2 separate regions of the Mus musculus genome follow, and region 2 is linked to region 1. Evidence: chromatin contacts called from ENCODE Hi-C or POLR2A ChIA-PET data. All regions are on one chromosome and are shown on one strand. Each heading gives the region's core, a stretch centred on a gene start or an enhancer-like site at or near the end of the contact. The rest is flanking DNA. Distances are from core to core; before and after follow the strand shown. Region 1 holds the start of Lrmp (lymphoid-restricted membrane protein). Region 2 has its middle 8.7 kb from the start of Gm38927.

Region 1 (4,776 bases), core at 792-3,291:
TCATAATTCAAGTGTCTGACTCAGAACTCGAGAGGCCTGGGTGGCGGTGGGGGATGTGTATGTGTGTGTGTGTGTGGCTACTATCCTCACTCTTTGCTGTCCCAAGTCGACCTGCTATGTAGAGCATTGTGAAAATGTGAACTGCTCTCTTTGCCCAAAAGTTGATTTTCACAGGTGTTGAGAGAGACCTTCATGTAAAGACATGGTCTTGAGCAAAAACCCATAGGTGTGCCTTCTCTGGGCAGGCAAAATACACCCATCTACATGTGTTCCATGAATTCTGGTAGCTCGAGAGCAGGTGCATTGAGGAAGGAAGTCCACACATGAAAAAAAAAAAAAAAAAAAAAGCGCTTCTAATACCATTCCAACCAATTGTCTCTGGAGGCTGGGCTGGAGGACCATAACCAGCAAGGAACCCCACAATGGCCTTTGGGATGTGTCATAACTGTAGACACTCCTGCTCAGATGCCACAGGGAACCCTTGAGAAGGGGGACCCAAATTCTTACTTGCTCACAAAACACTGAGATGTAATATCAATTTCATCAAAAGACAGATGTAAGTGGCCGGTGGGTTAGTGCTCTGAGCATGGGCTCTGAAGCACCAAACTGGGCGCAGCTGCTTATCGGTGCCTCCACAGGGTAGCTCTTCTCACAAGAGACCCTTCTCCAAAGCCTCCTGAGCAATGACAACACTGTACCCTCCCTGATTTAAAGAACAGTTTTTATTGCTTTCTGAAACATTGAAAACCAGTGAGCTGTACAAACCAAGACAGTAACAATAAAATATTGAACAATGTTGCTATTCTAAAAGGAAGCAATTCCTTAAACGCCTCAGCCACTTCCTCAGGCCAACAGTGAAAAAGGTACAGAAATTCACAATAAACCCAGACCAAGCACCATTTGGGTCACGAGATAAATGAACTCTTATGTCTGGAAAAAAAAAATCTGTCCCACTAAATTAAGAAGTTCACTGAACAAAAGCAGCTGTCCGGTAAACGGCGAGGCACGCAAGCTTTACAATTTCCATTTCATCTTTGTAGAATAAAGCAGGTTTATAAATAGCCTGACATTTGTAATTTGACACTTGTCTTCTCACATTATTCTTGGTAAATGCTCATAATAGGCCTTTGGCTGGCACACAAAATTCTAAATACCCGTTTCAAAGGTAAAGTATATTTGAGCAGAGGAACGCACACAGTTTAACCCCAGCACTCTGGAGGCAGAAGCAGGTAGATCTCTGTGAGTTTGAGGTGAGCATAGTCTACAGAGAGTTTTAGGTCAGTCAGAACTACACAGTGAGACCCTGTCTCAAAAACAAAACTAAAGTGTGCATATATATCCATACATACACACACACATTTATATTAAGAACACATTAAAAATTTTAAAGCAAGTTTACATGTGTTTAATATTGATACACACTCTTGCACACAAGGGTAAGTTGCCTCTGAGCTAAGTAAGCCCCAGCTCTGTTTCATTTTAAACGGAAAGATAGCCATAGACAAATCTAGCAACAGCCTGGGGTGCGGGGAGCAGGGGAGGGGTCTATGGCCCTGGCCAGAGGCTGAGATCCCGGGAGCGAGAGCGAGCGATGCTAGCTAACCCTTCCACTGGCTAACCCAGCAGCTGGGATCCAGGAAAGCGGCAGAGGCTCTTCCTCCTCATCCTGGGCGACATGAACCAGAGTAGAATGAGCTACTTACACTGAACGCCCCTGGTCTTCAGCTCCTGAGTCTGAGTAGTGCTGGGGACTGTGATCTCCTTCTGGAATCGCTTCCTCTAGTTCTTGTAGCAGAGGCTTGCCTCATGCGCAGGCCCCATCCTGATCCCCCTGACCCATATGCACAGGTCAGCCTGGGTTTGAGCCGCGGGAAGGGCGCTGGATGCTTGTTCTTAGGCACAGGAAACTGGAAATATGCTTTTCTTCTCAGGGAAATGATAAGCGTAGGCTCAACTTCTGCAATTCTGTTTGCACGGGCGGGCGCAGCAGGCCCAGATCCTTCCACCCAGAGAGTCCCTAGAAGCAACTTAAGCTTTCTGTACTCCCCTCTTTCACCAGAAGGCTGTTAACACCGCCTCCTCTGCACCCCTGCACCCCTGCACCCTTGCGCCCTGCACTTCCTCTGCGCAGGCTAAAGGCCAGCCTCCTGGGACAATTGAATAGTTCCTTTTTTCCCCCTCCTCCATTTTTGCTTCACATTTTAAGGACATCTGAGGTGATATCCCTGAGTTTCATATTGCCAAGGCCTCCGGACCCCTGGCTCTATGTGCTCTCTGGCTATGGACCTTCTTCCTAGTGGGCACATCTTGCAGCCGCTTAGCAATGTCTAATGGTTTCTGAATGAAGTCGAAATTTTAAAAAAAGAAAGGGGGGGAGGGGGTGTGTGGAGGGAACGACAGAAACACCCTGAGCTTTCAGTGACACTTCAGTCACAAGTCACTCTGAGAAACTGTGAGGAACTCAAACTTCTTTAGAGAGGACCTGAAAAAATGAAAGCATTTAGAAATACAGGCTCTTGAGTAAAGCAACCCCAGAGCTCACAATCAACTCCACAGCTTCCTCGGGCTGTTTCGGATGAGCACGTGGCATGACTGGCTCCCCACGAGCTCGCTGTGACACCTGCGGCACACAAGTAGGATGTTCTACATTGGGAGCAGGGTGACAAGTTTAGTTTTTACACACCAACACGAGCTATTTAGAGGAAAGTGGGTGCGGAGGGAAATGCGTCTTTGTTTCGTTAACCTTTCTCCTTTGGACTGTCAATCATAGGAAACGGGCAGAGCTTTAGTACCGGAAGTATCTCCCCCAACACAGCTGGAAACTCACTGGATATTCCCACTGTGAACTCAGAGGTCATTCTCTACCTCTTATCTCCCACCACAAATGTCCTTGAGCCTTTAGCACTTCTCATTTGGCTCCCACTCTCCGCTAGCCAGCAAGACTAATCTGTGGCGTACTGATGACTCAGTGGTTACCAGGAACTGCTTGAGTACAAACCTTAACCCACTGGGCCCACCCATTTTGAATTAGGATCAAAGTGGGGGGGGGGGGTAGAGGGAAGACAGCCATCAGTCCCAGGCTCCTTGCAGTTAAAGCCTAACTGTGTGCCTGCATAAAACAGCACTGCTTATAACATCAGAAGCAAGAAGGACCACGGCCCTTTCAGCATCGTTTTGTATATAGAGGCATTCCCCAAAGCTGCTTGCGCGACCGCCTACAGTCGCTTATGCTCTGTAATGGCGCTAAAACAATATGAACAATGTATATTGAAATCTACACTCTTAAATATTTATAGTTCTTACTAAAAGAGGTAATGCTCTTTTGAGATAGGATCTCATATACCCCAGGCTGGTCTCTAATTTTCTATGTAGCTGAGAACTTCTGGTCCTCCTTCCTCTACCTCCCTAGAGTTGGAATTACACACATCCACCACCTAGAGCAGCTTGTGCTCTCATGCTAATTTATGTTACCCAAAAACCTGTTTGCAGTGTCCTGCATGTAGGCTAAAGGAAGCCTACCCCCAGCTGGCTCTGATTGGAAAATAAAGTTGCCAGTGGCCAATGACTGGGCAAGGAGACAGAGGCGGGACTTTTAGAATTCCAGAGTAAGAGAGGAGGAGGAAGAAGGGATCCCACCATGAGAAGGGCATAGGACAGACTATGCCAGGAAGGAGCAGGGGGGAGAGCAGGCTGAAATGTAGGTACGAGGGGGAAAGCAGCCCCAGAAGGGCTGCCCAGAAGGGTCTTGGACAGCAAAGATAAAATATATATTTAGTAAGTGTTAACTCAGGAATATCAGAAGGGAGTGTATGCTAGCTTCGGGGCAGTTTAAGTGCCATTTATCTAGGTAAGGTATATTAAAAATAAACCAACGTGAGCAAAAAGCTAACGCGAACCTACCAGGAGTATAAAGCAGAATTTTAACTATTTGCTGAGACAACCACTAAGTCTAATTTATTCAGTACAAAGACTGGACTTGAACCCAGGGCTTTGAGCATGCTAAGCTGGCATTGCTGCCAGCCAAACTGTCTACAGCCCAGTTCTATGCTCGTACTGTTTGTGTGTATGGTATTGTTAACTACATCATGTATGGTGTTGCCAATGTCAGAGTGTATACAGTACTGTTAGGTACAGTGTGTACAGTACGGTTAAATGTAGGATATGGTATTGTTAATAACAGGTACTGTGTCATGCAGCAGATGTCAGGAGGTCACTTGTCACAATGGCCTAAGCTTTACACCTGATGAAAAGTAACTCTGCCTTCTTCTCCTCAGCCTGTAGCCACCCTACTCTCTGCCTTTTGGAGGCTTAAGCTGTTTCAGATTCCCCATCCTCCATGACTGGAGGCCTAACATCCTCTGGGTTCATCCATGCTGCCATATGCGGTAGAACTCCCTTAAGGTTGAATAAGATTGTTACCCAAGATTGATACATTTTATCCACTCATCTGTGAATGGACTGCTGTGAAGCTCCCATGTCTTAGCCGCCTCCTTACCTTCATCCATTCACATCTAGACACACATCTGGGCTGTTTCTGCATCTTGCTTTTTATGAAATGCAACAGTACACTTGTGTCCATTTTCCACGCGTGCGGGTATGTGCACAATATGCATATCTGCTGCCTACAGAGGCCAGAGAGGGCATCAGATCCTCTGGAATCAGAGATGGGGACGGTTATGAGCCTCTGTGTGGATGGATGCTGAAAACTGAACCTGGGTCCTCTGTGAGAGCGGGCCATCTCACCCGACCATTTTAAAGCCAGTGTGTGCACGCGTG
Region 2 (4,776 bases), core at 1,233-3,732, 730 kb before region 1:
CTCAGAACCTGCCACAAGGCCTGGCACTTGGCAGGTACTTAATGGAGGACTGTTGACAGCCAAACACTCCCTGATCCCACAACCACTGTCCTTCAAACCCTTGTCATCCCTCTCCTAGACTGTCTCAAGACTCTCCTGTGTCTTTTACCCAGTCCTGTCAACCCACTACAACCAGCATCACTAAATTCCAAAGAGAAGGGACTCCCTAGGGTATGAGGTCTTCCAGGTGTGTCTAACCTTTGACCTTGCAACACTGATGTCTACAGAGTTAGTGGTCACAAACTGCACAATCAAGCCGTTTCTGAAAAATTGCCCAAAGCCCCTATAGTTCTGTGTGAAACTTTACTCTCAGATTGCCTAGGATTTGTGGGCCACTGGCCCTTAGTTCGACAAGCAGACTGGGTCCTAATCCATTTCGTTCTCTCTCCTCTTTCTCCAGCTGAAAGATGGGTGTACTTGATGCCCAAGTCACATGTCGATAGCACTTGTCCCTCAAGCTTTGAATTTTGTCATTGATAGAATAATTTCCACTCAGAGGCCTCCCACTCATGCTACAAGACTCGGCAGAAACCGCACCTCATCTGTGCACGCTTGCATAACTGTCTCAGTCAAAACCCCAACACACTGTCTGCTTTGTGCTTAGCCCTTACTTTTAAATCCCCATCTTAGTGATTAACATCTTGTTGCAGGTCCCGGTGTGTAGAAGGAGTGAACCATATTATCGTCTGCCATTCTGCCTTAACTTATAACTTAAAGCCATATCCCAAGGACTGGTAGGAAGTTTCTCTGTGGCTTCTCTTCCCCATTCTGCTCCTATGGGATTCTCACACAGACCTGGGGTCTGAGAATGAAAGAACCCAGACCGCTTCAGGGGCTGGTGAAATAGTGCTACTCTTATCAGTAGACCCCAGTTCTGTTCCCAGCACCTATGTGGGACAGCACACAGGAGCCTATAACTTCAGCTCCACATGCCCTCTTTTGGCCCCCATGAGTAAGCATGGACACATCACACACCTCTCCCTACATGCAAGCATACACATTATTTTTTGGATAATTTTTAAAAGTCTTCCTTCTCAGATGACCCAGGCAATGTCTTGTAGGTGGCCACTTCAGCTGCTGCACATGCCAGCAGCTCTGGCTCCTCACTGCCAACGCTGGCTACCTGCTTTTCAGCTGGGGCTTTGCAACTATAGACGTCTGCTCACCTGTGACTCAAAGCCATGTTGCTTCTGCCTTTTCCTTCCCTGGAATGACCTCTGACTTTAGAGAGTCTCAGCTCGTGTAAGTGAGTAATGTTGACCTAGAAAATGTCAAGAACAGCAGCCCAGCGTCTCAAGCGATGGCAGCTCAGGTGCTGTTTCAGCTGGTGCCGGGAGACCGTGTACTTTTCCCTGGGCCAAACTGAAATTTAGATCATGTGTGCGCCTACTTCTGCGGTTGTCACCAACCGTTTCAACCAACTTGAGAACCTGCCTCACAGACGAAATGTGACTGTAAACCTGTAGTTCTGCCAGGAGAAGGAAGGAGGAGATCTCTGTATTCAAGGAGAAAAATATGGTGCCTGCCTGGAGATTTTGAGTATTTAACCCCAGGCGTTCCTGAAGGAAGCCGTTCTTAAAAGTGCAGTGAACTCCTGTCGCGTTGAGACTCCGAGAGACGCATGATTAATTGTGTATATGTCCATTCTGTCAGTGTGCTGGCTGGGACTTCTTATACCTCTGTTTGTCTCCTCCACCCTGTCTGCCGCCTGTCAAGAGTCTGACTGCTTGACCTCAGCTCCAGCTCCAGGTCTTTAATAACCTGCCCGCCCGGGTCTTTCTCCTCACTCTTCTCAGGACCTCTGCTTAGCTCTGCCTCTCACTGTTAGAAGCCCACTCATGCTGTAGAGAGAGTCTGGGCATTGGGCACAGTCTCCCATCCCTCATCGTCATCCCTCATCCAATATGAGTCCTCCTCACTACTCTCCCTCCAGCAGCACAGGGAAAGGTCACCCACTGTGTCCAGCCAACCTGTCCGCTTTGCACTGACATCCAAAACCTGTCTTCTGGGGAAGGACAGAGACCAAGGTCTCTCTCTTTGTATATTTCTAGATTATTTGGGGGGGGGGTACATTTTTTCCTTTAAATGTGTATTTTAATGATATGTTTATATCCATGCAAATTACCATGCACCAAGCCTTGGTGTTCAAGCTTGGCCTGCCACCCTTGGGTGGGACTTTCAGGTGTCAGGAGGGACCTCCTAGGTTCACTCCTGGAGTCCACTCCACAGCTGAGGCAGGGGACACATGCAATAAACATTTTGAGTAAACACATTTTTTTAAAACCTAAAGGTTATGCCTAGTCTTTAACTCGCCCCTGGACGAGTGCTGGTGAAGAGTGATCTGCAGAGTCCTTTCCTCCAACTGGAGTGTGGGCTAAATCTGGAGGTGATAAGCTAAAGGGAGTGCAGCTGGCTGGAGGCCAGGGAGTTTCTCCTGGTCAGGTGGGAGCCTCCAGCTGTGAGCTGGCAGCCCAGGGAGCTCAGAGTGTCCTCTCTGATTACCTAGGCTGGGGCTGGCCCTCTGGGACAGGCTGAGGGGAGCAAGGAGAAACCTCCATGACTAAGGTATCCAGCTGTGCTCTGACCCTTCTGACTCACAAGACACTGTTCCTTAGAAAACTGCCTTTTAGGGAAGGGCACAAACCAAGGTTTCTTATTCTTTGTATATTTCTAGACTTGTTTTTCTGTTCTTTCTTCCTCTGTAGCTTTCTGAAAATGCATTTTGATAATATTTGACAATGTTAAAACACACACAATTTTATCCTATAGATTATGTATGTTTAACTCCATCCCCAGGCTTTGAATCAGCCTCTCCTGTCATCTTCATATCTAACATTATTACCCTATTGGCTTTTATTCTCTACTTACTTGGAATTTTATGTTCTAAACTATTTCACAAGTGACTTCATTTTTTAAATTTAATTTTTTAAATTAATTACTTTTTGTTTACATCCCACATGTAAACAGTGCCCTCCCTCCCGGACCCCTTCCTCGAGTTCTTCACTCCATGCTCCTTCCCCTTCGCCTCTGAGAGGGTGTCCCACCCGCCTGCAGCATCAAGTCTCTACAGGATTAGGCATCCTCTCCCACTGAGGCCAGACAGAGCAGTCCTCTGGGACATATGTGTCTGGGGCCTTGTACCAGGCCGTGCATGTTCTTTGGTTGGCAGCTTAGTCTCTGGGAGCTCGGAGGGTCTGGCTTAGTTGACGCTGTTGTTCTTCCCGTGCGGTTGCCTCCCCTTCAGCTCCTTCTGCTCTTCCCCTATCTCTTCCATGGGGGTCCCTGACCTCAGTCCAATGCTTGGCTTTAAGCATCTGCATCCCTCTCAGTCAGCTGCTGGTAGAGCCTCTCAGAGGACAGCCGTGTCAGGCTCCTGTCTGCATGCACAATATGGCCTCAGGAATAGTGTCGGGGTTTGATGTCCACATATGAGGTGGATCCCAAGTTGGGGCTGTCACTGGTCAGCCATTACTTTAGTCTCTACTCCATTTTTTGTTCCTCCTTTTCTTTTAGACAGGAACAATTCTGGGTCAAAACTTTTGTAGGTGGGTTGGTGTCCCCATCCCTCCATGTCTAACTACTGTAGGTGGTCTCTTCAGGTTCCATCTCCCCACTGTTAGGCACTCCAGCTAAGGTGATGACTTCATTTCAGGTTCCATCTCCATCTCCCCACTGTTAGGCACTCCAGCTAAGGTGATGACTTCATTTCAGGTTCCGTCTCCCCACTGTTAGGCACTCCAGCTAAGGTGATGACTTCATTTCAGGTTCCGTCTCCCCACTGTTAGGCACTCCAGCTAAGGTGATGACTTCATTTCAGGTTCCATCTCCATCTCCCCACTGTTAGGCACTCCAGCTAAGGTGATGACTTCATTTCAGGCTCCATCTCCATCTCCCCACTGTTAGGCACTCCAGCTAAGGTGATGACTTCATTTCAGGCTCCATCTCCCCACTGTTAGGCACTCCAGCTAAGGTGATGACTTCATTTCAGGTTCCATCTCCATCTCCCCACTGTTAGGCACTCCAGCTAAGGTGATGACTTCATTTCAGGTTCCATCTCCCCACTGTTAGGCACTCCAGCTAAGGTGATGACTTCATTTCAGGCTCCATCTCCCCACTGTTAGGCACTCCAGCTAAGGTGATGACTTCATTTCAGGTTCCATCTCCCCACTGTTAGGCACTCCAGCTAAGGTGATGACTTCATTTCAGGTTCCATCTCCCCACTGTTAGGCACTCCAGCTAAGGTGATGACTTCATTTCAGGTTCCATCTCCCCACTGTTAGGCACTCCAGCTAAGGTGATGACTTCATTTCAGGTTCCATCTCCATCTCCCCACTGTTAGGCACTCCAGCTAAGGTGATGACTTCATTTCAGGTTCCATCTCCATCTCCCCACTGTTAGGCACTCCAGCTAAGGTGATGACTTCATTTCAGGTTACTTTAATGTTAACATTAAATGTTAATAATAACCGTGTCTTCTTGCTCTGATCTTTATTCAGCTCTTTATCTTATAGTATGTCCATTTATAAGCTTTTCCTATAGTTCCTGGTTTTAAATTTTACTTTACTATTCCTTAAAGATTTTAAAATTCTTATTTCTTTTAAAAACATGTATTTTATTTTTTTAATTGTGTGTGTGTGTGTGCCTGTGTGTGTGTCTGCTGTACATGTGATTGGCAGGTGCTGGCCAGAAGGGGGCGTCAGATCCCGTGGAGCTGGAGTTACAGGCGGTTGGGACCTTG

The links. Hi-C counts contacts between places; a loop is a spot of excess contacts on that map. ChIA-PET counts read pairs that join two places held with the same protein, here RNA polymerase II (POLR2A).
Region 2: a map of v-Abl transformed pro-B cells shows a loop between it and region 1 (3-fold over the local background). The contact joins the enhancer-like site here to the promoter of Lrmp in region 1. A Hi-C loop is called at or near these places in 1 of 37 maps with a recorded cell type or tissue (v-Abl transformed pro-B cells). POLR2A ChIA-PET finds 5 or more read pairs at or near these places in 1 of 5 experiments (embryonic stem cell).

Annotation. Positions count from the first base shown.
Region 1 is chr6:145,119,034-145,123,809 of GRCm38, reverse strand. It overlaps Lrmp (lymphoid-restricted membrane protein), which reads right to left and starts at 2,041. Exons shown (of 19, transcript NM_008511.4): 1 at 1,704-2,041.
Region 2 is chr6:145,848,722-145,853,497 of GRCm38, reverse strand. No RefSeq gene overlaps it. Among named protein-coding and RNA genes, the nearest start is that of Gm38927, 8.7 kb to the right of the region's middle. Within about 2 kb of position 2,482, at least 1 of the 3 ENCODE cell types and tissues checked has a DNase peak (open chromatin) inside an H3K27ac peak, as active enhancers do.